Linked DNA regions of Homo sapiens: region 2 is linked to region 1. The links are chromatin loops, found by intact Hi-C in ENCODE. Cell type or tissue: A673. All regions are shown on one strand.

Region 1 (2,500 bases):
ACTTTCTCAAATAAGCAGATGAGAGATGAGCATATCTCACAACAAGCAGATGTTATCATTCTTTGGCTCTTCCAAAAGTCAACAAGCAAAATGTCTTAAACATCCACCCAAAATTTTGCCATGACTTTACTCTTGACCAAACTGCTTTTGCTTTGACTGAACCACTTCCACCTCTTGGTAGTCACTGCTTTCAATGTACTGTCATCAGAATCATACTGGTAAAGCCACGTTTCATCTCCTTTTACAATTCTTCTGAGAAAGGCTTCAGAATCTCGATCTTACTTGTTTTGCATCAGCTTTGTTCCTTTCTGCAGCTAATCAGGGAATAACAATTATGGCACTCATCAAGTAGAAACTTTGTTCAACTTTAACATTTCTGTCAGAATTGTGTAAGCTGAACAAATGGAAATGTGTATGATGTCTATTGTTTCTCCTGTTAATCACTGGTCTTCTTCCATTAGGGCACAGATGATATTAATATTTTCTTGCAAATTGATGTGGATGGTCTGCCACTGCCAGCTTCAACTTCTACATTTTCTCATCCCTTCTTAAAACAAGTTATTTATTTGTAAACTGTTTATTTCTTTGGGGTATTGTTCTTTAAACTTTTAATAAAGTATCAATAAATTCATCATTCCTTCCACCCAAGCTCCATTATAATATTGACATTTGTTCCTGCTTCAATTTTAGCAGAATTCATGTTGCTCTGATAGGGACTTTTTTCAAACTGATGTCTTATCTTTCTTAGTACCTCAAACTAGATCCTGTGATCCTGTTCAGACATGGTATAACAAGTTAGTGCAAGTTTATTTTGGTGCAAAAATTTTTGAAATCCACGTATAGATTTTTCATCATACACACTTTCCATAAACTTCTTAAAGGCTCCTTGTATGTATGTACATATACACACAGGCATATTTGAAAACTGGAACAAAAATAATTTAAGTTTCTTTTCTTATCACCTATAAATAAATTAGAGATAGTTTTAAAATGGAAAAGTAAAATGCAAAACTGTAGAATACTTGGGGTCAATATAGGAGACAGTCTCACTAAATAGTGAGGATTTTTTTAACCAATATGGAGAATTACTACAGAAAACATGAATAAACACAATTAAATTAAAATAAAATGTTTTGCTTATAAAATTTACTCGAGGAATTGGAAAGTAAGTCACAACTTTTTATTTGTTTAAATCCGGATTTTGTAATCATTTGAAAGACGTAACTCTCATTTTCTAAGGATTATTTTAAAAGAATGTGTGCTCTTAAGTTCAAGTCTTTTTCCCAAACAGGATTCCTTCCTTCCTTCCTTCCTTCCTTCCTTCCTTCCTTCCTTCCTTCCTTCCTTCCTTCCTTCCTTCCTTCCTTCCTTTCTTTCTTTCCTTCTTTCTTAAATAAAACTCTTCATTTGTCTCTAATAAAAATCTGAATTTTAAGCAGACTCTTGGACCGCTGACTCAAATCCATCAAGTCATTCAACTTTAGCCCCTGTCTCATTCTCAGTAGCATTTCAAAATTACTGCTTTTCTATAAAGCTTCAAGAGTTTTCCCAATTCTTGAACTTCGGCTTCCTCAACATGTTTTCTATTTTATAGGAGACATCATGGAGAGAATAAATGGATTGCAAACTTTTCTAGGTATTTTCCACTGCTTTCTGCAATTAATTTATTAACCACTTTTTTCAAGGCACTTGCCTGCTCCTCTTGGATCATGATTTCCATCTTCTTCTTCCGGATTTGATGAATCTGTGTGTGCTGAGCATAAGAGGACTTTCAAATTTGATTGTTGCAATTCTTAGTAAAACCAGCACTGAAGAGATGAAGCAAATAATCATTGGTAGTCTTAACATCAACATCAGCTTCAAAATGGTCTGTCATTTTTTAAAAATTGATAATGGAGGTCACTTCTCATGGGTAAGATCTGTGTCATAGAAGATGATCAGGCGGTTTTTTTCGGAACATCCTCATTAAGTAATTTGAATTTTATAAAAGCAACTTAATCATCCTTGGATCAGCAAATCTCACTTGCAAAACACATCACTTGAGGCCATCAGGTGCAATCATACTTGAGACCATAAGATGTGATTCCGTATCCTTGAGTTTTTATGACTAGTGTTTTCCCAATATTAGTTACACTGAACATAGCTTGTGTTTTTACGTCATACCAATCTTTGTTAGAAAATTGATCACTTTCTTGGCTCCCTTTTTGCCACATTTTATAACCATTCCTCAACCCAATCTATAATCTTAAAAACAGGAAACTACATAGATCTTTTAGAACTCAGTGTATGTTGGATGAAGAACTATATTATTCTCTGCCACTTCTTTTTTTTATTATACTTTAAGTTTTAGGGTACATGTGCACAACGTGCAGGTTAGTTACATACGTATACATGTACCATGCTGGTGTGCTGCACCCATTAACTCGTCACTTAACATTAGGTATATCACCTAATGCTATCTCTCCCCCCTCCCCCTACCCCACAACAGGCCCCAGTGTGT
Region 2 (2,500 bases), 1.3 Mb before region 1:
CTTAACAAAGTTTATATGACCTCTTATGACCACAGAAAGTACAACATAAAATGATATGAGCATAGGAAGTAGATATCTACAGGATACGTGATAGCAATCTACAAGCCTGTAAATTACTATTTTTTTGAGCTGATAAGGAAAAAGAAAATTTGTTCACTTTGGTAACCAAGGAAGAACAATAAAGTCATAGGTTCAAATGTAAGAAGCAATGCTCAGGTTAAACATTATGATGGAAAATGGCAGATATTTTCAAATATTAGAAAAATGTTTATAGGAAGATCAATAATCCACTATTTTTAATTCAATTTGAAGGACATAATTCCCCTCCCCCTTACTTGAAGCTTAGGAAGATGTTAGCTACAAGGTCTTTTTAGAGAATTAAAAAGAAGAAAACCTGCTTGATTTTCCCTTAAACCCATGTTCTTATACCAATGTTAGAATAAGATAGCAGCTGCTCTCTCAAATCATTCAAAACCCAGGAGACGTGGCTGTACTTGGTGATTGTAGCTAACTCAGCTGCTCTGGGGTTAGAGTTGCTTCCTCCTCTTCCTGCTACCACAAATATTTGGGAAATAATGTGCTGGGAGAAGGCACAGCTAGGATCTACAGCTGTGTTGGTAACCCCATCTCTTCATGGATTGGTGCTAACAAATAGCCTCTGAGCTCATAAGACCCTTTCTTGTAAGAAGACAACACTGTTACCACACACGTTTCCCTTCATGTAGAGGGGTCTACATTTCTGTAACACTCCTGGCTTCTTCCAGGGAAGGAAAAGAGAGTTACTTTACTGATGAGTTAGGAGGATAAAGAGTGTACAGTCTTTTTCTCCCTCCCTTCAGCTTAACTAACACAGATTCTGTACTGCAACACCATGCCTTAATTGTAATGCTTCATAAACAAGGGAGTTGTGGAGGGATTTTATAGCATTGCCTGTGATTGGGAGTACAGTGGGGGAAATGTCTATCAAATTATGCCATTTGATATTAGAAAGTCCACTGTTACAACATACATCTTTGCTATGCCCTATATTTTTACCTAATTTTTTTTTTACCTAATTGATTACCAAATTTTCACTGGTAATCAATGATATTTTGCTCTTTATACATATGAATTCTTTTTATCATTTAACAAATGGTTTAGAACTCAGACTGAGAGCAGTGTCTGTTATTTATTGGGCTCTGTATGTTTTAGAATAAAAGCATAATTCTTGGGAAATTGAACAAGCTTGCTTTCTTTTTCTTTTTCTCTTTTATTTCTCTCTTATTTCCTTCCTTCCTTCCTTCCTTCCTTCCTTCCTTCCTTCCTTCCTTCCTTCCTTCCTTCCTTTCTTCCTCCCTCCCTCCCTCCCTCCCTCCCTTCCTTCCTTCCTTCCACAAGGTCTCACTTGTCATCCATGCTGTAGTGCAGTGGTGTGATCATAACTCACTGCAGCGTCAAACTTCTGGGTTCAAGCAGTTCTCCTACTTCAACCTCCCACATGGCTGAACAAGCTATTTCTAAGCCTCCATCAAGCATGCAGCACCATCCTAAGTAGATGTTATCCAACTATGTCATAAATTATTGAAGGTATAAAGGGTCCTTTTATCTTAAGCATTATTTTATCTAAAATTAATTTGATATTTTTCAAATGTAATTTCCAAGACCGTTACGGTACAGAAATAAATTGATCACTGGGTATCACAATATAAGCCCTACACATACTATAACTTAATCTAACACTTATGGATAAAAGGACAGGAAAAGAAGGACATATGTAAAATGATTCTTATCGTATGTGTGTGTGTGTTTGTGTGTGTGTGTGAGTGTGTGTGTGATAGGGACCATTACATAATGCCTACCATCATTACATTTATTTTTTCTGTGGCTCAGGCATTGAAAGATTGTGTTCAGACTCTGGATAATTGCCTACACGACCATTATGCCAGCTCTCCCATACATACTGTTCTTGCCATATTCTGGATATCTTCTAATGCAATGCTAATCTTTTGGCAGTGTACAATGTGAATACCTCTTGATACTTTCCGAAGTAGTGATTCTGAACTTCTTTGAAAAGAATGAAGAATTATTTTCCCAGGAACAAACAAAAACTCAAAAAGCATATACACAGATACAAAAATAAATTTTAAATGCAATTTAAGAGAATTTATGAACCTTCTAAAATCCACAAACATGATTTAAAAATCAAGCACTTAAAAAATCCAGTAATGTGTTTTTTGGTTTAGAAAATATTTGATTTAAGTGTGTCATCGAGGCTATAATAAACTCTTGAGTGAGCACAAGGAGACTGACAAAATACGATTGCTTTATTATCTTCCCCGCTCCTCCAATATTTGATCCTCCCAGATCATTGCAGCTTGCCTTCTGGGACTGACATTCCATAGAAAACATCCTCTTTGTGTAAGTATGACCCTACACAGGAGATATTTTTTAAAGATACGCTGGTGCATATTTCATGTTAAGTTGTAAGGTAAACAAAAGAATGTTTATTTTGTAGGAAATT

What was found. Peaks named below come from ENCODE experiments on the same cell type or tissue, not always from the same donor. Only the 100,000 strongest peaks of a DNase experiment are listed, where the experiment ranks them.
Region 2: a loop joins it to region 1, with 30 times the contacts of the local background. A loop is called at or near these places in 1 of 110 quality-filtered maps.

What each region holds. Positions count from the first base shown.
Region 1 is chr6:141,634,289-141,636,788 of GRCh38, forward strand. It overlaps the pseudogene RPS3AP23. Among named protein-coding and RNA genes, the nearest start is that of GJE1, 500 kb to the right of the region's middle. In A673, no CTCF peak of the experiment used is centred here; DNase peaks (open chromatin) are centred at 393, 813 and 1,543; H3K27ac peaks cover 2,500 bases.
Region 2 is chr6:140,285,054-140,287,553 of GRCh38, forward strand. No RefSeq gene overlaps it. Among named protein-coding and RNA genes, the nearest start is that of MIR3668, 81 kb to the left of the region's middle. In A673, no CTCF peak of the experiment used is centred here; DNase peaks (open chromatin) are centred at 598, 718, 1,438 and 1,828; H3K27ac peaks cover 2,327 bases.